2 separate regions of the Homo sapiens genome follow, and region 2 is linked to region 1. A link is an interaction called in ENCODE POLR2A ChIA-PET data of the cell type or tissue named here. Cell type or tissue: CD4-positive, alpha-beta T cell. All regions are shown on one strand. Each heading gives the region's core, and the rest is flanking DNA. Links, peaks and the distances in the headings are about the cores only.

What was found. ChIA-PET counts read pairs that join two places held together with the same protein. Peaks named below come from ENCODE experiments on the same cell type or tissue, not always from the same donor. Only the 100,000 strongest peaks of a DNase experiment are listed, where the experiment ranks them.
Region 2: POLR2A ChIA-PET joins it to region 1 with 5 read pairs; 3 of 35 experiments call an interaction of 5 or more read pairs at or near these places.

Annotation. Positions count from the first base shown.
Region 1 is chr17:64,741,574-64,753,014 of GRCh38, reverse strand. It overlaps the pseudogene MICOS10P2, the pseudogene ARHGAP27P1-BPTFP1-KPNA2P3, the pseudogene KPNA2P3 and the pseudogene LOC101929240. Among named protein-coding and RNA genes, the nearest start is that of MIR6080, 33 kb to the left of the region's middle. In CD4-positive, alpha-beta T cell, for the core only: no CTCF peak of the experiment used is centred there; no DNase peak of the experiment used is centred there.
Region 2 is chr17:64,344,673-64,356,113 of GRCh38, reverse strand. It overlaps PECAM1 (platelet and endothelial cell adhesion molecule 1), which reads left to right. Exons shown (of 16, transcript NM_000442.5): 8 at 1-3; 9 at 1,074-1,181; 10 at 2,596-2,623; 11 at 3,651-3,724; 12 at 5,681-5,734; 13 at 7,792-7,854. Among named protein-coding and RNA genes, the nearest start is that of PECAM1, 40 kb to the left of the region's middle. In CD4-positive, alpha-beta T cell, for the core only: no CTCF peak of the experiment used is centred there; a DNase peak (open chromatin) is centred at 5,963; H3K27ac peaks cover 361 bases.

The DNA of each region.
Region 1 (11,441 bases), core at 4,643-7,142:
GTGAGCCAAGATCACGCCATTGCACTCCAGCCTGGGTGACAAGAGTGAAACTGTCTCAAAAAAAAAAAAAAAATTGAGCCTACAATAATGGATGCTGGTGTATCTGTCACTGTGTATAAATAATTTGTCAGTATGTGGCCAGTATTTCTTCTTTCCTTCATCTAATCCCCTAAGTTATTTTGAAGCAAATCTGTTATTTCATCTATAGATATTTATGTATCTCTTAAAAGTTGAAAATTTAAAGAAAAACTAACCTACATACCATTCCATGTGCCCCGTAAATCCTTAATACCAACACACATTCTGTTCGGAGACATTTAGTTTAGCACTCCATAGGCCATCTTTGCCCTTAGACACCTTGACTACACCTTGTGATGATATAGGATGCTTTACGAAACAATACGCCCCTGTTCCCATAGCAGACCAGTTGAACTGGAGTGTAGTGTTGTTTTAAAAGTTGCCCACGTTGGCCAGGCGCGGTGGCTCATGCCTGTAATCCCAGCACTTTGGGAGGCTGAGGCAGGCGGATCACGAGGTCAGGAGATCGAGACCATCCTGGCTAACACGGTGAAACCCCGTCTCTACTAAAAATACAAAAAATTAGCCGGGCGTGGTGGCACGTGCCTATAGATCCAGCTACTTGGGAGGCTGAGGCAGGAGAATGGCATGAACCCGGGAGGCGGAGCTTGCAGTGAGCCGACTTCACGCCATTGCACTCCAGCCTGGGCAACAGAGCGAGACTCCATCTCAAAAAAAAAAGAAAACAGAAAAAAAGAAAAAAAAGTGGCCCATGTGATTTTGATACATACAAAAGGTTGAGAGCTACTGATTGTAAGATCTCTGGCTCCAGTCGAAGTACTGCTAAGAGTAGGTACAGATCCAATCACACTGAGTTTCAACAAAATATAGAATGGACATAAAACTATGATAGGCTTGATGAAGGAACTGTTAAGGTGCTTATTTCTGCCTGACATATCAATATTCAAATTTTCGATGTTTTCTTCATTAAAACATTCAGAGTATACGCCAGTAAACTTGGATTTTTTTTTTTTTTTTAGGCTGCTGAGAAACTAGGTGAAACTGAGAAACTTAGTATAATGATTGAAGAATGTGGAGGCGTAGACAAAATTGAAGCTCTACAAAACCATGAAAATGAGTCTGTATATAAGGCTTCATTAAGCTTAACTGAGAAGTATTTCTCTGTAGAGGTGAGTAATGGATGGTAATATTAATAACAACTTGGAAAAATGTAAAGCCAAGGCCATGAGCCCTTTTTTCCCTCATACTTTTAAAAATGAGCCTCATATCTTTGTTAAATATAGTAAAATATCAGTGTGCATAGGACGTAATGTACTTATTGCCCCTCTGATGTTTGGCTTGATGGTAATAAAATCTATTTATTTATTTATTTAGCTTTGGTTTCTACAAATTATTTTATTAGAATGTCAGACTCAAAAGGAACTACCAGTAACATGCCTGAACATGCTATATATGATTTATGCTTGACCCGTGACACCTGCTGTCACTGGATCCAGAGTGTGAACAAGGGAAAAGGAAGTGGATGTGGGCAGGGACAGCACCAGCCCTGGCTGGCCAGACCTCAGGCCCACAGACGTGGTCCCCATAACCACCAGGATCCCTACAATATACACATTCCTAATTCAGGCTCAACTCTCCTTTACCCAAGAGTAAATGCCTCAGGACTCAATCTGAATCACTGTCCGTCTCGGCTTCTTTCACATCCATGCTGAATTTGTACTCCTGGTCACATCCCATGTAAGCATCACTCATGAAGTATAGAGTGTAGTTGTGGGCACCAGTGGCTGGAGCCACAAAGTCCAACTTCACCTTGGCCTTCTGCTGCAGGATCAGCCTCTTGATGGAGATGAGGCTATTGGACTTGGTGTCTCCAATCACCACCCACCAGCCCTCTTCACGTTTCTGCGGGAAGAGAGGCGCAATGACAGGGCCTGTGACTTCCTCCTCTCGCTCCAGCTGCACCAGCACCACCGCTGGCCCGCCACTGCGGATGCTGTCCTTATCCACCACCTCCTAAGATAGTTCGATATTAGGGTAGCAGTTACAAAAGCGAGCCACATCTGTAATCTGGCTGTCAGTCAGCTGAAGAATTGTGTTCCGTTCTTCATCCTCCATCTCCATGATGTCGAAAACACTCTTCACTCCCTTGTCTGTGCAACGTTTGATATGCTCAGAGATGAAGTGTGGCAGCTGCTTCAGGTATGAGTCCTTGGACCACATGGCTTGGGTGACCATCTGGGCCAATTCCATAGCTGCCAGAGCAGAGCTGAGCCACCCATTGCTGGAGAGGACATCCACGCAGGCCTGGACGAGCCGGACTGCCTTACTAAGGATTTCCTCCGTATCTGACTGCAACTCAGCACTCAGCTGCATGCGGGACAGGTGAGCCTGCAGGAGCAGGTTGGTCTTGATGTGCGGATCATTGAACTTAGGGTTATTCAGCTTGTCAGGGACCTTCTGAGCCAACTGCCTCAGGAAGTTTTCTTCATGGTGCTGGATGGGGATATTCTCGTACCCTGCTGCATTGGAGATGATCTCAATAAGCCCTCGCACCTTGGTCTTGGCGTTGAGGTGAGATTTTAAAAGTCACCAGATTAGTTTCAAATGAACAGCCTTGAGAATCTTAGAATATCTTGAGGGTAAGTTAACGGGTGTCATTGTAGGAGGTGATAGAGAAGTAGGCCAAACCCACCACCATGCTCTGGGCCTAATACAGTCTTTTCCTATTGAAAAGTGACGGTTGGGGAAGAAAAAAAATCTCGGCCTGTTTCTGTTACTGTAGTAGCTAGCACTTATGAATTGGCAAAGTTTCAGAGACCCTCCCTCCCCTATGTCAGATACTACAATACCATACAGGATTAAAGGTGTAATATGCAGATCAAGACCTAGAGATTAAATACAGACTTCAGGTAGGCTGCTGCTTGGAATACTTATTATTTTTATACTTATTTTTTAATATATTTCCAGGAAGAGGAAGATCAAAACGTTGTGCCAGAAACTACCTCTGAAGGCTACACTTTCCAAGTTCAGGATGGGGCTCCTGGGACCTTTAACTTTTAGATCATGTAGCTGAGGCATAAATTTGTTGTGTACTATGTTTGGTATTTTGTCTTATTGTTTCTCTACTAAGAACTCTTTCTTAAATGTGGTTTGTTATTGTAGCACTTTTTACACTGAAACTATACTTGAACAGTTCCAACTGTACATACTGTATGAAGCTTGTCCTCTGACTAGGTTTCTAATTTCTATGTGGAATTTCCTATCTTGCAGCATCCTGTAAATAAACATTCAAGTCCACCCTTTTCTTGACTTCACCATGCCTATGTGTTGCTTTCTAATTTGGGGTCTTTAATGTTGCTAGTGAAAGGTAACCCGTCCAAACTGATGGGATTAACCAGAGGTAGTCCTGGCTGCAGTTTTTACAGAAGAATGAATAAAATTTTCCAGAAACCCTCAGCCAGTGTCTCCTTAAGTCTCCTTGGCCAGGGAGATGCGCTAAACACTGTAAATTTAATCATAAATCTCTCCTGGAGCTACAAGTGGAATTCATTCCTCCCAAACTTCAAGGCTGAATGGGATTCCAAGGTAAAATCATGGCTGCACGTGGGCCTCACCTGGGAATGTACCCAGTTCTGTTTCGTTGATGAGGGGCATGAGGGTCCACCTTGTGTCTTTTTTAAAAATGTAATTCCCAAGGGCTCTTGTACAATATAGATTGATCACCACTATTCTTTTTGAGATGGAGTCTCGCTCTGTCACCCAGGCTGGAGTGCAGTGGCACGATCTCAGCTCACTGCAACCTCTGCCTCCCAGGTTTAAGCGATTCTCTGCCTCAGCCTCCCAAGTAGCTGGGATTACAGGCGCCTGCCACCACGCCCGACTCATTTTTGTATTTTTAGTAGAGACGGGGTTTCACCATCTTGGCCAGATCCCAGCACTTTGGGAGGCCGAGGCAGGCAGATCACTCGAGGTCAGGAGTTTGAGACCAGCCTGGCCAACATGGTGAAACCCCGTCTCTACTTAAAAAAAAACACAAAAAACAAAAATTAGCCGGATGCGCTAGTGGGCGCCTGTAAGCTACTTGGGAGGCTGAGGCAGAAGAATAACTTGAACCTGGGCGGCGGAGGTTGCAGTGAACTGAGATTGCGCCATTTCACTCCAGCCTGGGCGACAGAGCAAGACTGTCTCAAACACACACACACACAAACAACAACAAAAAATAAAATGGAACACTAAACCCCTGTGTTACACGTGGTCCTCGTAAGCATAGAGCATTTTGTTTGGAACCGTGGATCACTTTCTCAGCTTTTCCTGTACAAAGGCTCCCATAAAGGGGAGGGGGAAGAGACATTAACAGTACAGACTGCCCTTCCTTTCCTACTTACTTGCTCCTCTCTTCCTCTCCCCAACTCGAGTCCCTTCTTGGATACTGAATCCAAAAGTCTTCAGCTTGAGAAAAGGTGATGGGGAAGTAAACCTGGACATCCTAGATTTTTGCTTTAACATGGGAGAGTTTTAATGGCTTCAGAAAGACTAGTGTAAAAGACAGGATAGAAAGCGTAAGGTCTGGATTTGTTAAAGGAAGCATGACTCAATAGTGAGGTAATGAACAGGAGATAGCTGGTTTCCAAAAAAGTTTTTTTTTTCATATCTTAGATAAAATGCTTAACATGCTAGTTTCCTTGGAGTGGTTAGATCCGTAGAGGCATTGGGAGATTTTTATTTAATTTATCTGTGGGTAACTTAATATCTTTGAGAATGACAGAATGACTTTATAACCAGCTTGATTTGTAAAAGTCACGATAAAAACATTGTGTAGCCACCAACTTCTCCCTCTTGCAGTGTTAATGTCTAAACTGCTAGTGATTTATTAATGTACCAACATTTTTAGTTTCCTAGCAGTTTGAAAGCTTTTTTTTTTTTTTTTTTTTTTTTTGGAGATGGAGTCTCGCTCTTGTTGCCCAGGCTGGATGGAGTTCAGTGGCGCGATCTTGGCTCACCACAACCTCTGCCTCCCGGGCTCAAGAGATTCTCCTGCCTCAGCCTCCCGAGTAGCTAGGACTACAGGCTCCCGCCACCACACTTGGCTAATTTTTATTTTTATTTTTTTGAGACGGAATCTCACTCTGTCTCCCAGGCTGGAGTGCAGTGGCGCAATCTCGGCTCACTGCAACCTCCACCTCCCGGCTTAAGCAATTCTCCTGCCTCAGCCTCCCGAATAACGGGGATTACAAGTGCCCACCACCACACCAGACTAATTTTTGTATTTTTATTAGAGATGGGGTTTAGCCATGTTGGCCAGGCTGATCTCGAACTCCTGACCTCAAGTGATCTACCCAGCTTGGCCTCCCAAAGTGCTGGGATTACAGGTGTGAGCCACTGTGCCCGGCCATCTAGCAGTTTGAAATGTCATTTAAGACTTTGGTAGTGTTAAAGAGTGCAGGGGCTGGCGGAGAGGAGAGCTAGAGGCATGGGTGGGGAACATGTTGGAATTGGAGCTCAGCAGGAAGTGGGACCAGTGCCTGGCAGATGCGGTGGTGAAGACAGGTACTGGTTTTGGATTAGGAATTGTTTTCTCACTTCTTTAAAAGAAGAATGTGGCCATTAGCCTTCAGTTCTGGCATGGGATTAGGAATGGCTTACTCCAACTGTCAGCATGATTTCCAGGCTCCATATCTTCTACATGGAAAATATGTCAAAGAGCAGGAGCAGTGACTTCACCTGAGAACGTCCCAGTGGGAGGACAAGAGAAATCATGTTTATTCCTCAGGAATACTGAAGTGTCCTGCAGTAAGCTGCCATTCTTCTGTAACAATGTTATCAGTAATGCTTTAAACTCCAGCACCTGGTTATGTATTTGAAACCAAGTCTGTTTCTTGTTTTGTATTTTTTCTCTGGAAATTGTAGGGAGGTGGTCTTAAATAAATTAAACAAAAATAGGGGAAAAAAAGTCTTTGATAGGCTGGGCACGGTGGCTCACGCTTGTAATCCCAGCACTTTGGGAGGCTGAGGCAGGCAGATCATCTGAGGTCAGGAGTTCAAGACCAGCCTGCCCAATATGGCAAAACCCTGTCTCTACTAAAAATACAAAAAATTAACTGGGCGTGGTGGCAGGAGTTGGATGTTGCACTGAGCCGAGATTGTGCCACTGCACTTCAGCCTGGGTGACAAGAGCAAGACTCCGTCTCAAAAAAACAAAAAAAACAACAACAAAAAAACACTTTGATAAATTATATATCTTTACCTATAACTTTCATTTTTGTATTTGTTTTTGTTGTAAGCAAGGGAGGAAAGGTAATATTCCTAATATCATTTGGCAATTATCAAAGTAAAAACTGCTAAGACTTATTTTGCTTGTTGAAATAATCTTAAAAGGGTAACTTTAAAAGATTGGACATCAGTGTTAAACATTTAATAAAGTATTGATTCTTTCATTGCTATATTGCATTTTTAGGACAAAGGAAATCAACATTCTGTTTCCTAATGTTGATTTTTTCCCCTCTCATCCTCAATCTTTCTGTCACTGCATCATCACTGAAGAAAAAACTCGGGATAATTTTTTCATTACTGTAAATCCTCATTGTTAAGTGAGATTTTTATTTCAGCATTTGGCCTCTTTAATTGCATAAAAGCAGTAAGAGCAAAGTCAGTTTTGTTCATAGGAGCCATTGGAAACCTTGTCAGATACAGGACCCAACTTCAGAAGGCCATTAAGGCCTGGCTGCCCCTTACCCCTCTCCACCCTTGCTGGAGCTTGCCAAAACCCGGTGGACTGATTTTGGAAAGCCCTTGAAACATGTCATTTCACTAATGGTGATTTCTTTTGGGATTGGGATGTTGACCTAATTTGTGATGAACAAAACCCGGCCAAATCATGCAGCCTGCCTCTAACTCCCCATGGGAAAGTGTTAGAGAAAAGTGTTTTAGCAACATCACCCATTTAAGTTTCATAACCCCAGCTAATAAAGATGATAAGAAACACCCAAGCTATCAACTAGGGTTTTCTGAGGGCAGAAGTGCAATTTAATTTTGAGCACTTGCATGTTAAACGACATGTTGGCATAGTTTGAAAGCTAATTCTAGTGTCTGTGAACGCTCAGTTCTTCCTAAATATTTGGGACAGTTTCATAACACTGTGTGGGAGGTGTATGCATCGAACCCTCTTAAACTGATCAGTTCGTGCGTTCCAGGCTTTTCACAATCGTAAATGTCTTTTCCCATCCTAGTTGTGGGAGGTAGCATGGTGCAGTGAAGTGGACTGGTATTTAAGAGCCAGATCTGTCTGAATTCAAATCCTGCCTCTTTATTATGTCAGTGAAAGACCTTTTGATGGGGCAGCTCAGTGCTGGCATAAGAAAAGTATAGATACTAATTCCTACATAATAGAAATATCCTAGATGAGTATTACGGCTATTCCAAACTTTTTGTTGTTGGGAATAGCTGTAATAACTGAAGAAACAAAGTTTCGCTGTGTTGCCCAGGCTGGTCTCAAATTCCTGGCCTCAAGCTATCCTCCTGCCTCAGCTTCCCAAAGTGCTGGGATTTGCAGGAATGAGCCACTGCACCTGGCTGCCTCCAACCTTTTAACACCAAAGATTTCTGTTTGTTCTTACATAGACTCTTGTTTTGATATATTTTACCTTCTAGTCTAAGTTGATTATTACTCTTCTTTTTTTTCCCCTTATCAATCAGATACACATCAACATAAGATGACCATACTGGATTGTTTACATACTTAATGATGGGATTCTACTGAAAAGTCAGATGTTTTGTCAGCCTTTAGGTCTTTTACGGGCTTGGCATAGCTCTCTGAACAGTGGAACTGGCTCAAGGAGAGCCCACTGTGACTAAGTTCCTAGACTGGCTGTTAGCCTTTGCAGTATCCCAGTGAGAGGTCCAGCTGTCTTCTTGTGCCCACTGGTTCCCTTTCTCTTAATTCTATTGGACAGACTAATTGGAGCACCTCCTCACCTAACTTCTCATTGGCCATGAGAACAGGACTGAACCACCCAAGTCCAACTTGGTGATGGAAGCTTGTCAGTATCAATACCTGATAGGGCCCTAATACTAGTGTTAATGAAGTTTCTTGAATGAGCAAACACTTGACTGTTGAGACAGCCACCACAAAGCCATATTTTCTACTATGAAGAAACTCATGTTTAGAACTTGAACAAGTTTAGGCAGAAATATTGGAAGCTTATCCATAAAAACAAGGGAATATGAGGAAAGATTGGATGAATAAGAAAACTTTAAATCAATTCAAAATTAAAATTAATGGTCAAGGTATGATACCCAGAAGGCATCTCCTGATTGTGGCTGCAAAAAATACATATTTTAAAAGCAAAACTATTGAAATATAGGAGAAATGTAGAAAACTGTGTATAAATGAGGTGGTCTTTTTCTTTCTTTTTTTTTTTTTTTTTGAGACAGAGTTCCACTCTTGTTGCCCAGGCTGGGGTGTAATGGCATGATCTTGGCTCATTGCAACCTCCGCCTCCCAGGTTCAGGAGATTCTCCTGCCTCAGCCTCCCAAGTAGCCAGGATTTCAGGCATGCGCCACCACACCAGGCTAATTTTGTATTTTTAGTAGAGACCGGGTTTCTCTATGTTGGTCAGGCTGGTCTCAAACTCCTGACCTCAAGTGATCCACCCACCTGGGCCTCCCAAAGTGCTGGGATTACAGGCATGAGCCACCACGCCCAGCCAAGATGGTCTTTTTCAACCCTTTGGCTTAGACTAAAGTTGTAAGTGACCAATGACTGTCACCCTACTCTGTTCTTGCCCATTCTTTCAACCAACGTCTCAACCACTCAGCAAAGATTAACTTAGGGAACACAAAGCTAATTCATTTTCCTTCCTTTCTTTCTTTTTCTTTCTTTCTTTCTTTCTTTCTTTCTTTCTTTCTTTCTTTCTTCCTTCCTTCCTTCCTTCCTTTCCTTCTTTCTCTCTCTCTTTCTTTTTTCTCTCCCTCTCTCTCTCTCCTCCCTCCCTCCCTCCCTTCCTCTCTCCTTCCTTCCTTCGCTTCCTTCTTTCTCTCTCTCACTCTCTTTTTTCTCTCCCTCTCTCTCTCTCCTCCCTCCCTCCCTCCCTTCCTCTCTCCTTCCTTCCTTCCTTTCTCTTTTTTTCTTCCTTTTCTCTTTCTTTTCTTTCTGGTAATTCTTTAAAATGTATTTTTGGTAGTTACAGAAATAATACTTATTTTAGAAAATTTGAAAAACAGAATACCACAAAGATTAAAATAATAACCTAAAACAATTAAAATAATAACCTAAAATTCTACCATTGGATTTTATATTTTGGCCTGAATAAGAATTCTTAACCTGTGTAACCTGAGATCCAAGATAGGTTATGGGGCTCCTGAACCTCTGAAACTGTATGCACAGTTTACTGTTAAATACATGTGGGTGCTTTTCAAAGAAAGGGGATCACAGCCTGGGGAAAATTAGGCCCTCAAAGGCAGAGCTACCTTCAAAATATTATGAGTTTCAGGTGTAGTTCCTTTCCATTTCTTTTCTTTTTCTTGTTTTGTTTTTCTTTTTTTGTTTCTTTTGAGACAAAGTCTCACTCTGTCGCCCAGGCTGGAGTGCAGTGGCGAAATCTTGGCTCACTGCAACCTCCGTCTCCCAGGTTCAAGCAATTCTCCCACCTCAGCCTCCCGAGTAGCTAGGATTACAGGTACCCGCCACCATGCCCAGCTAATTTTTGTATTTTTAGTAAAGATGGAGTTTCACCATATTGGCCAGGCTGGTCTTGAACTCCTGACCTCAGGTGATCCACCTACCTCGGCCTCCCAAAGTGCTGGGATTACAGATGTGAGCCACCACGCCCAGCCTATTTTCTACACATTTGTAAATATGCTTTTTGCTTTTTTCTTTTCTTTTCTTTTTTTTTTTTTGACGGAGTCTTGCTCTTGTTGCCCAGGCTGGAGGGCAATGGCGCAATCTTGGCTCATTGGAAACTCCACCTCCCAGGTTCAAGTTATTCTCCTGCCTCAGCCTCCTGAGTAGCTGGGATTACAGGCATGCACCACCGGGTCGAGCTAATTTTTGTATTTTTAGAGATGGGGTTTCACAATGTTGGCCAGGCTGGTCTCGAACTCCTGACCTTGTGATCCACCCACTGCAGCCTCCCAAAGTGCTGGGATTACAGGCATGAGCCACCGCGCCCGGCTGCTGTTTTTTTTTTAATGTCACTCCCTGAGCCTAATAGGTAGTTTAAGACCTCAGATCAGTGACTGTAACTGCCATTGACTAAAGAACTCCAGTTGGACAGGCGTTTTTGCCACTGTCCCTAAAAGATGGCATTTGGTTGACATTCATTCCAAAAGCATGATGAAACACACTAAAAATCTGTGGTGCCTTTGTCCTCGGAAAGAGAAGATGGCAAGGGTTTATATTTCTCGTTTGGCCAGGAGTTCAGTTTCCCTGCAAGCCCCAGAGGGTGGGTGGTAACAATGGGACATGTTTGGCTCCTCATCCTCCTGCTGACAGCCAGGTCTCAGAGAGGCAAGTCCCACACTTCCCAAACTCTGGATCCGAGCTCTGCCGCCGCCGGAGGAAAGGCTTCTAACTGGTTAGGAAGCACAGAACTTGCCTGGCCTTCACCAGCATTATCAGATCTGTCATTCTCTTTAGGAACTGGCTCTGCTCTAGGCCTTGTTCTTTGCTCCAGAGGTAACAATTGCCATTTTTCTTTGGTATTTCTGCTGTAGTGATCATACTTGCCCTTCTCATAGGAAACCATGGGAATCAGCCCAAGTCACAGCTGGCTTCCAGATGGCTCTTGATCCTGTGACACCACCAACATTCCAATGCTGATTTGCTTGGGAGGTTCAAACTTGGCTTGCCGGGGCACCATGCTTCTGGAACCCCACCCTGGGAGATTTATAGGCAGGCCTTGGAGAGAACAAATCTCTAGAGGTGGGATGGAGCCAAGCAGTTTCCTTTTGTTACATGTTCTAGAATTCTGCCTAAAACAGAAGAGGCTGACCTCATTCTTGCCCCACCCGAAGATTGAGCGGGAATAACTAACTAGCAAGCTATTACTGACATTGCTAAATTACCTAACAAAGAAAGTTCTTCATTCTTTCTGTCTCCGTCTCTCTTGATGTATACTAATATATGTGTATATATACTCTCTCTCTCTCTATATATATATATATACATATGCTAGAAGAGAATTCTTCATATATATGTGCATACACAAGAGGAATTCTCTTCCAGTGTGTGTTCTTGCTGTAGGATGCTAAGTTTGACATAAAAATGATCTAAGAAGATTGTATTCTCTAGGTCCCAGGCTGAGAGTATCCAACCTGTTCAGGTAGAAATGGCCAGTAGAGCTCAAATAGTTTCTTGTTGCAAAGAAATTCTTTGGTGTCCATTTCCTGGAGATTCTGTGGAGGA
Region 2 (11,441 bases), core at 4,870-7,369, 400 kb after region 1:
GAGGTGAGTCAGGGTCTCCATAGCAAGCTGTGCTGTGGGCTCCCAAGGGCAAGACCAGAAAACACACCCCTTGTAAGAGGGAGTTGGGGGGGAGTCTAGCTTATGTGACTGAAGGCTAGGAGAGTAATGTCCTCCAGGCTCTTGGTTGCAAGTGACAGAAACCCACTCAAATTAAGTAAAAAAGAGAAATCGATTATTATAAGGAATTGGGAGAATGTCACATCGTTCCAATTACAAATTGTTGGCAGACTCACCATTGAGTCATCTTGGGTCAAACATCCAACCACAGACCACCTGTAGCCAAGGGGATTGGGTCACGCAGAACAGACATGATTGGGGAACCCACTTATGTGGGTGGGGGCGGTTTCCTGGAGAGGAAGAGGGCTGAAAACACATGCCAAAAAGGAGTCTACTCCACTTGAGCCCTGGAGTTGGAGACCAGCCTGGGCAACATGGTGAAACCCTGTCTCTACAAAAAGTACAAAAATAGGCTGGGCGCAGTGGCTCATACCTGTAATCCCAGCTACTCGGGAGGCTGAGACATGAGAATCACTTGAACCCAGGAGGTAGAGGTTGCAGTGAGCAGAGCTTGCTCCACTGCACTCCAGCCTGGGCAACAGAGCAAGACTCTGCCTCAAAAATCAAACCAACAAAAAATAGCTGTGTGTGGTGGTGTGCTCCTGTAGTCCCAGCTACTCGGGAGGCTGAGGTGGAAGGATTGCTCAAGCCCAGGAAGTTGAGGCTGCAGTGAGCTGTCATCAGCCTCTAGCCTGGGTGACAGAGTGAGACCCTGTTTCAAAAAAGAAAGAAAAAGAAAAGAGTCTACCCCAGCAAAGCTGGTTTGTTCCCTCCTTGAGGACCACAGCTGACCTCTATTTGTAGCAGAAACAATCATTTCTGCACCAGCTCTGAGTGCAGAACCCCTCAGAGGTAGATGGATGCTAAGGCAAGCTGCCAGTTACAAGAGCTGTGAGAATCAGACTGACTTTTGTTGCTTAAGCCTGATATTATTTCTTCCTGGCAGAGGAAGAGCCTATATACAAAAAAAATTTTTTGTTTTGTTTTGTTTTCAGTCATTCTTGCCCCATGGAAGAAAGGACTTATTGCAGTGGTTATCATCGGAGTGATCATTGCTCTCTTGATCATTGCGGCCAAATGTTATTTTCTGAGGAAAGCCAAGGGTGAGCATAGTTCTTTCCTTCCATACTGACTGGTCGTCCTTGCCAGGAAACCAGCCAGGGATGCGTGGTGCTTTTCTGACCCCTGGATTCAGCTAGGCAAAAATGAAAGCTATTATTTTCCTCATTGGGCAAACCAGAAAAGATAAATTTGGGGGGAAATTGCATCTTTGTGTGGTTAGAAGAAGCCATTTCTGTAGATTTGTCCACACCTAGTCCTGTAATGCGTGTAGAGTGGGGTGCAAGTGTCTTGGAGACACACAAACATGCGCATAACACCCACATGTTGCACACACACATTGAATGCTTTGTAATTAACCTGGTGGTTGTGCTGTGACTTCTACCCTATGCTTGGGGTTAGCTAAGTAAGCCCGGCTGAGCAGCCAGGACCACCTGCTGATAACCAGGAATCAGAGTCAGCTGTCCAAGACTCAAGGAAAAGGGCAGAGCATCAGTAAATCCTGCAAAAATTTTTTTGTGGGATAAGGTAGGTTCTTTTGGAGCCTCTGGTGCTGCTGCCCAGGATGGGAGGGGAAGATGGGGTGAGGAGGGGCCCTGGTTTTTGTCAGGAAAGCTGCCACCCATCAAGGAAGATAGAGCACACCCTGGCGTTGATCTTAGGCCAGCTTCGAGTTACAAACGCAGGGATTGATTTCGCCTTTACTTTTTGTAATTATCTGGAATCAAAGAGAGTGGTCAGGCACGGTGGCTCACACCTGTAATTCCAGCACTTTGGGAGGCCAAGGCAGGCAGATCACTTGAGGTCAGGAGTTCAAGACTAGCCGGGACAACATGGTGAAACCCCCATCTCTACTAAAAATACAAAAAATTGGCCAGACGTGGTGATGGGTGCCTGTAATTGCAGCTACTCAGGAGGCTGAGGCAGGAGAATCACTTGAACCTGGGAGGCAGAGGTTACAGTGAGCCCAGATCACATCACTGCACTCCAGCCTGGGCAACAGAGCAAGACTCTGTCTCAAAAAAAAAAAAAAAAAGAGAGAGAGAGGAAGAGAGCTGCCTGCTTATCTGGCTAATCTGGTTCCCATATCATTGTCTCTTTTTCCATCATATTTCACTAACAAAAATCACTTCTGGCTAAAATAGTCAAGATATCATGTTTCTGGGGAAATATCTTGGTATAAGACCAAGAGAATACCTCTTTCTTTTCTGTCTTTTGTAAAAGAGTGAATATATTTGGCTTCTTTTTCTCTCTTTTTCTGGGTATTCAATCTTCTGGGAAGTCAAACGTAGCTGAAAAGAGTGTTCCTTCACAGCTTACTAGGAGTAAAACAAAAAGAAAAGAAAAGTGTTTTCTATCTATTAGGTTAGTGCAAAAGCCATTGGCGTTTTGGCCATTATAGTGGTATGGATGTGGGTACTGTATACTGACTTTGGTTTTTCGTTTTCTGTTTTAAAGCCAAGCAGATGCCAGTGGAAATGTCCAGGTGAGTGTATTTGTAAGAAGGGGGCGGCTGCTCTGTGAGCACGGTGGACATGTCTGGAGGGAGATTCTGGTCATTAGGAAGTTTTCAGTGGCTCTTGGCAAACTTAGAAAAATATAGGCCTTCCTTGGGTGTGAGTTGTGTGTGTGAGTTGTGTGTGTGTGTGTGTGTGTGTGTGTGTGTGTGTACCTCCGTGGAAGAATGCCAATTGTCCTTTCATGGGAAGGAATGGCTTTTATTCTGAGATCATGTCCTTCCTACATGATTATTTGTGAAATCTCCCTTTCTTTATGAAATTATAATGGTAGTAGATAAATTTTTTAAAATTTGACAAAATAGAGTTGGCCTTTAAAAAATGGTTTTACTACCTTTACTGTTGTTGAAATCCCAAATCCAAAAGTATAGAAATGATTGCTCTGTTCCAGAGAGAAACAGTAGCGTGGGATAAGAATTTCAGGGGCTTGGTAGTAGCCTGTGAAGGACTCCTGGTATTCATGTGTGCTTTGGTCCTGATGTTTATTTTAATAGGAAAAAGTTTTATCACCGCCAAGCATGGTGGCTCGCACCTGTAATCCCAGCACTTTGGGAGGCTGAGGCAGGCAGATCACCTGAGGTCAGGAGTTCAAGACCAGCCTAGCCAGCGAAACCCCATCTCTACTAAAAACACAAAAATTAGCCGGGCGTGGTGGTGCATGCCTGTAATCCCAGCTACTCGGGAGGCTGAGGCACGAGAATCGCTTGAACCCAGGAGGCGGAGGCTGCAGTGATCCGAGATTGCACTGCTGCACTCCAGCCTGGGTGACAGAGCGAGACTCTGTCTAAAAAAAAAAAAAAGTTTTTTTACATAATCCTTGGAGCTGCCAAAAAATATTTGTTTTCCAAATGAGAGAGTAAAGTTTTCCTTACCTTGGAAAACTCTTCCTGGTTTTCTCATGATCTTCCCTTGTTTACTTTGGTGGTTTGGGGTTAGAACAATAACAACAACAAATATATCTATATATTGTTTTCTGTTTTTATATTTCATTTTAAGGCCAGCAGTACCACTTCTGAACTCCAACAACGAGAAAATGTCAGATCCCAATATGGAAGCTAACAGTCATTACGGTAAAGTCATGTTCTCCTGCCATTTCTAATTTCCCCCAACTTGCTACATACTTCCTTAGCCCTCTCAGAAGCAGAATATGTAAGTGGTGGGATTACAGTTGGAAGAGAAACCCTGGCTTCAACAGGGTACTTCATCTCATCAGCCACTGGGCCATGTAATATACGGAAACGTAAAAGGAAAGGTAACATATTTTATTCTAACTTTGCCACCTTCCAAACTCCCCGTAGAAGAAATATGGAGAATAATCATAATGCCTTCAAAGACTTTGAACATTGCTCCAGCGTAATATTATAATTCTCCATTTTCAAGACAGAGACCAGGTATTGAATGAAAACATTGGTAAAACATCTTCTCAGATGGAATTATTACAAGCACAAGACAGTTTTACTTCAAATTTGCCACAAAGGGAATGCAATTTCAATATTCTCTCAGTAAAGGCATAAATAAAGTGTTCCAACTAAGAAATATCTATTCATAAGGCTCATCAGTAGCTTCAGGGTCAGCTCAGCTGAATGAGTAGCCAGTCCTAGGAGTTCTTAATCCCAGGTTAGTAAGAAAATTGCTCAAGCATTTCAGCAGGGATGCTACTTACTTCCCAGAGGGGGCTATAATTACATCACAAAAAGTCCTGTCCCAGACCAAATTTGGAACACTCTTCCTCTTTTCTTTCTTTCTTTTTTTTTTAGACAGGGTCTTCCCAGGCTGGAGTGCAGTGGTGCAATCTCAGCTCACTGCAGCCTCTACCTCCCAGGCTCAGGTGATCCTCCCATCTCAGCCTCCTGAGTAGCTGGGATCACAGGCATGTGCCACCATGCCCAGCTAATTTTTATTTTTTGTAGAGATGGCACTCTACCAATGCTGGTTTCAGACTCCTGGGCTTAAGAAATCCTTCTGCCTTGGCCTCCCAAAGTGCTGGGATTACAGGTGTGAGCCCCTGAGCCCAGCCACTTTTCTTGCTTTATCAGCAGGTTTGGTCATAGAATGCTCATGTTCTTTTCTAATTCTATAAATGTCTCACAAAATAAGAAATTTTTAGGATATACTTTTTACAGAGACATATTTTGCTTGAGAAATATGTTTTAAGAATTGAGTAATTCATATAGTACTGAATCATAAACTTTAAAAAAGGAAAATAAAATATTTGTAGTAATAAAAGTAATGTGTCAGTAAATAGAAACGAGCAAATATATTGTTTAAGAAACTATATTCTAGGCTGGGCGCGGTGGCTCACGCCTGTAATCTCAACACTTTGGGAGGCCGAGGTAGGTGGATCACTTGAGGTCAGCAGTTCAAAACCACCCTGGCCAACATGGTGTAACCCTGTTTCTACTAAAAATACAAAAAATTAGCTGGGCATGGTGGTACATGTTTATAATCCCAGCTACTCAGCAGGCTGAGGCAGGAGAATCCCTTGAACCTGGGAGGTGGAGGTTGCAGTGACCTGAGATCTCAACATTGCACTCCAGCCTGAGCAACAAGAGCGAAACTCCATCTCAAAAAAGAAAGAAAGAAAGAAACTATATTCAGGCCAGGCATGGTAGTTCATGCCTATAATCCCAGCTCTTTGGGAGGCTGAGGTGGGAGGATCACTTGAGGCCAGGAGTTGGAGACCAGCCTGTGCAACAAAGCGAGACTAGGAGAATCGCTGGAATCTGGGAGGAGGAGGCTGCAGTGAGCCGGGATCGCACCACTGCACTCCAGCCTGGGTGACAGAGCAAGACATTGCCTCAAAAAAAAAAAAAAAAGAAAGAAAGAAAAAAAGAAAAAGACTACACAGCAGGTCAAATGGAGCCCACAGGAGGGCCAACGAGGGGACCCAGGACCCAGAGACAGTGCTGGTTGTCACTACACTGAATAAATCAGGCTTGACTTTGTTAGGGGTACTGAATTTTTAAAAGGTTTTAGAAAACTAGAATTTCCCTTGTCACTCACCCTAATTGTTATTTTTCAACTAGGTCACAATGACGATGTCAGAAACCATGCAATGAAACCAATAAATGATAATAAAGGTAATTATCTAATTACATGTTTTTATTAGAACCAACTTTTACATTAAAAAAAAGACTCATAGGAAAAGAAAACTAAAACTTGAAGGACTGTGGATAATTTCCCACCTCTCTTAATGACCCTGTACCCAGCCGATGTGTCAATGAAGGTAGCTAGCTGCTTTCACCAGAGATGCTATCTAGTGTCCTCAGTGGGAAAGTCACCTAAATCAAAGTAGGGAAGAACTGGGTTATACTCAAAAAACAACTTCCTGACTCATAATGAGCTACTGGGTAAGGCAGTGGGACCTCTTTTTTCTTGAGCATTGAGGTGGTGATTTTTAAAGACAATGGACAATAAATTGCTCTCTTCTGCCTGAAGCACTGAGGGATTGGACTAAATCATTTTTCAAAATTCCTTTCGCTCTGGGCTGCTGCCATGGGAGCTAAGGCTCCTAACAAAGAGAAAGGATTCTGTTAAGGTCTCTTCCTTTCTTTCTTTTTTTTGTTTTTTTCTTGAGACAAGAGTCTCGCTCTGTCAGCCAGGCTGGAGTGCAGTGGTGCGATCTCGGCTCACTGCAACCTCCACCTCCCGGGTTCAAGCAATTCTCCTGCCTCAGCCTCCCAAGTAACTGGGACTACAGGCGCCTGCCACCACGCCCGGCTAATTTTTGTATTTTTACTAGAGACAGGGTTTCACTGTGTTGGCCAGGCTGGTCTCAAACTCCTGACCTTGTTATCTGCCCACCTTGGCCTCCCAAAATGCTAGAATTACAGGCGCGAGCCACTGCGCCTGGCTCTTTTTTTTTTTTTTTTGATACAGAGTCTTACTCTGTCACCCAAGCTGGAGTACGGTGGCACAATCTTGGCTCACTGCAGCCTCCGCCTCTCGGGTTCAAGCCATTCTCGTGCCTCAGCCTCCCAAGTAGCTGGGATTACAGGTGTGTGCCACCATGCCCAGCTAATTTTTGTATTTTTAGTATTGGTGGATTTTTACCATGTTGGCCAGACTGATCTCGAACTCCTGACCTCAGGTGATCTGCCCGCCTCAGCCTCCCGAAGTGCTGGGATTACAGGCATGAGCCACCACACCCAGCCTGAAATGTATCTTTGACTGCAGAATCATTGTTTTGGTAGCTGATGAGAATCCCTATTCTTTAGGGCTTTAAAAACAAAACAGTAATGTTATTTTTGACTTGAAGACAAACTACTTTTCTAGCTTTCACCTTAGTACCCTGAGTGATTTCATTCACGTGTATGCCTCACACTCTCCAAGTATTTTTAGGGTAGTGACCCCTGTTCCCCATTTCCCGAAATCCTCTCAGTCTTGGAGGTAGCTTTGTTTGCCTGTGGCTGTGGAGAAGGCTTCCAGCATCTTGAGTGAGACTGAATTGGGAGAACTGCTGGGGCTGATACTGGGCTGTTTTCTGTCTCTACTGACCTGTTCCAAGTCCCCCCACTGTAGAAACAGGGACCTAGGCCAGAGGGTCCCTCCACATCCTGGTAACAGAGGAGTCAGGGAGGAAACCATGGGCCCCGAGGCCCTGTATCTGCCTCTGGGACCAGTGCGGGGTTCGTACTCCCTTCCTCATCCCGAATGGAATTAAGCCTGTGTCTGGCTGCCCCCTCAAAATACAGAATACTTTAATAACCTGAATGAAAATCTAGCCGGGGGCAGTGGCTTATGCCTGTAATCCCAGCACTTTGGGAGGCTGAGGTGGGCGGATCGCTTGAGGTCAGGAGTTCAAAACCAGCCTGGCCAATATGGTGAAACCCTGTCTCTACTAAAAATACAAAAATTAACCCCGTCTCTACTAAAAATACAAAAATTAGCTGGGCATGGTGGTGCACACCTGTAATCCCAGCTACTCAGGAGGCTTAGGCAGGAGAATCACTTGAACCCGGGAGGTGGAGGTTGCAGTGAGCTGAGATCACACCACTGCACTCCAGCCTGGGTGAAAGAGTGAGACTCTGTCTCAAAAAAAAAAAAAAAAAAGAAAAGAAAGTCTCTACTTCTATGATCTGAGGTGCCCACAAGAGATTCCACCTAAACAACAAGCTGCTGTGGTTTCTTTGAGCAGAGCCTCTGAACTCAGACGTGCAGTACACGGAAGTTCAAGTGTCCTCAGCTGAGTCTCACAAAGGTAAGTGCCACTCGAGTGAGTCCCCAGGCATTGCCTTTGGCTTGGGTTTAAACCCCAGTGGTGGCGGGGGTGCTGTGTTCAGTGAGAAGAGTCTGTGCACCCTCAGTCGCTCCAAAGGAAGTGATTAGCAGACCTACCGGCCTGCTAAGACTGGAAGGAGCAAAGGCCCCTGGCCCTGGCCCTGTCTCTGAGCTGTAAAATTTCAATAATTTAAAAGAAAAAAAGAAAAGGCCAGGCACTGTGGCTCACACCTGTAATCCTAGCACTTTGGGAGGCCAAGGCGGGTGGATCACCTGAGATCAGGAGTTCGAGACCAGCCTGACCAACATGATAAAACCCCATCTCTACTAAAAATACAAAAATTAGCCGGCTCTGGTGGCGCACACCTGTAATCCCAGCTACTCAGGAGGCTGAGGCAGGAGAATCACTTGAACCCGGAAGGCAGAGGTGGCAGTGAGCTGAGATTGCGCCACTGCATTCCAGCCTGGGTGACAGAGTGAGACTCCATCTCAAAAAATATATATATATATATAAAATATATAATATATATAATATATAAATATAAATACATATATAATATATATGTTTTCTTTGTGTATAATATATATTTTATAATATTTTATATATTTTTATTTTTTATTTTTATATATTTTATATATAATATTTTTATATTTATATTATTTATATATTTTTTATTTTATATATATATATATATTTTTTTTTTCTTTGTTGAGACGGAGTCTCACTCTGTGCCCAGGCTGGAGTGCAGTTGCGAGATCTCAGCTCACTGCAACCTCTGCCTCCGGGTTAAAGCGATTCTCCTGCCTCAGCCTCCCGAGTAGCTGGGATTACAGGCATGCACCGCCACAGCCGGCTAATTTATTTATTTTTTTTTTGTATTTTTAGTAGAGATGGGATTTCACCATGTTGGCCAGCGTGAACTCGAACTTCTGACTTCAAAAGATCCACCCCCCTCAGCCTCCCAAAGTGCTGGGATTACAGGTGTGAGCCACCACACTCGGCCTCAATAATTTTAAAAATTAATTAAAGAAAAATAGAGACAGGGTTTCGCCATGTTGCCCTGGCTGGTCTCAAATTCCCGGGCTCAAGCAATCTGCCCACTTTTGTCTCCCAAAGTGCTGGGATTACAGGCGAAGCCACCACACCTGGCCATTTTTGATAATTATTAGTTATGATACTACTAATAATAGGTAAGATTTATTGAGCACTTACTAAGTGCCAGGGAATTAGGAAGTACTGAGCAATTTGTCCCTTCCAGAGGTAGACCCCCTGCCAAACCCAGTGTGTTCCTAAAGTTGCTTGTGCAGACTGAATGTGTGTCAATCAAATGCATGTTTCAAGATATCGAGTGCTTTGCCATTTAGAGGGACACTTAGGTAAAGGCTTTTGAAAGCACAAGATCCCTGTCCGTGTGAGCAGTGGCACTGATTTTACACCTTGGGTTTTGTTTTTGTGTATGTGGTTCTCTCAAGGGCAGGCTGGCCTGGAAGTCCCTGTCTCTGGTTCTATGCTGGGGAAATGGATGCAGAGTGGGCTGCTCCATAGAAAATGCTAGAACATCAATCTCGTTTGTTTTGGGCACCATAAAAAACATGCATCTCCTGGCCAGGCACGGTGGCTCACACTTGTAAACCTAGTACTTTGGGAGGCCAAGGCAGGTGGATCACTTGAGGCCAGGAGTTCGAGACCAGCCTGGCCAACATGGTGAAACCCTGTCTCTACTAAAAATACAAAAATTAGCTGGGCGTGGTGGCGCATGCCTGTAATCCATCTACTGGGGAGGCTGAGGCAGAAGAATCGCTTGAACCCGGGAGGCAGAGGTTGCAGTGAGCCAGGATCAAGCCACTGCTCTCCAGCCTGGGTGGCAGAGCAAGACTCCGTCTAAAAAAAAATTAAAAATGCATCTCCTAACTGTCCTCCTCCTTTGCGAACCCAGATTGGGCAGTACACAGTCCCCGGGGGTCACTGCACACTCCTGCATGCTCAAAGGAAACAGTGGCTCCTGCACGCTCAAAGGAAGCAGTCTCAGAACCTTCCTGCCCAGCTGGGAAGCTCCCTGGGATCATTGCCATCTGTCTCCCTTCCTCTGAGGCTAACCCCAGGCTGCATCCACCTAGCCAGGCAGGCCTGGGGTAGTTTTCCTGACTGTGCAGGCTGAATGCGTGCAGTTTTCCAGGCCGTGCCAGCCACTAGCCAGACCACATGGCAATGGGGTCCTGAAATCACCCCTTGCTCCATGATCTGGGAGGAGTCTTGGACTTCTCCTTGTCTTCTCTTTTTGAGCCTGGGCTGAGTGTCAGCAGCTGTATGCACAGAACTTTCCTTACAGGGATGCCCCGTAGAGCCGCTGGGCTGTGTGCTGCACCACTGGGGCACATTCCCATAGCCTACCAACAGAATGGCCCCCGGGGGTTGTGTACTGCCCAATCTGCACAACTCACTTCCAAGTCTAGACTGGACCTGAGAGGGGTGGGGAACGCGGCAGGCCTGAAGCTCTCTTCCTCATTTTTTTTTTTTTTTTTTTTTTATGACAGTCTTGCTCTTGTTGCCCAGGCTGGAATGCAATGGCACAGTTTCGGCACACTGCTTCCTCTGCTTCCCGGGTTCAAGCTATTCTCCTGCCTCAGCCTCCTGAGTAGCTGGGGTTACAGGCGCCCACCACCATCCCCGGCTAATTTTTGTATTTTTAGTAGAGACAGGGTTTCACCATGTTGGCCAGGCTGGTCTCCAACTCCTGACCTCAGGTGATCCACCCGCCTTGACCACCCAAAGTGCCGGGATTACAGGTGTGAACCACCAGGCCTGGCCTCTTCCTCTTTATTTCATTGTAGAGTGATTGACTCGTTGAGATAACAAATTGTGATTAAGGCCCTACGCAGGCAGCACAAGCACATACAGACCCTCCCTTGTGGAGGGACAGCCTGAGAGGCAGCCAGGAACACACTGCAGCAAAGCCCTCCTAACCTTCAGGGATCACCTAACCTTCAGTGATCTGCCCACCTCAGCCTCCCAAAGTGCTGGGATTACAAGCATGAGCCACTGCGCCCGGCCCTGGTTTTCTTTTTCTTGCTCAAAGGTGGGGAAGGGTTGAAGGGACAAGAAGGAGGTATTGTAATCCCAGCACTTTGGGAGGCAGAGGCGAGAGGATCACTTGAGCCCAGGCATTCAAGACCAGCCTGGGCAACAAAGCAAGAACTTATTTCTACAAAAAATTTAAAAATAAGGAGGTATCGAGACCCTCCAGGATTGGGTGAAGCAGAGGCGGTCAGCATGTGCCCTCCTTGCCAAGCTGTGCAGCTGCAGGGATGCCATCACCTAACTGGTCCCTCTTTCCCCATTTGCACAAAAGCTGTGTGGGCTGCAGAGGTCCAGGTAGACCCGTAAAGAGGGTCACTTGGGGGCAATGGAGAGCTTTTTGGGAATTCAATTTGAGTTTTCTAGACCCGTCCTCCTCCTTGGCAGCTAAGGAGCAGTGTGGGAAGTCAGGCCTGAGCCTCAGGTGTTCCCTCTCTGCCTTCCTGTGGGTGGAGAGCCAGGTATTACCAGGTACGAAAAGGGGCTTTGTG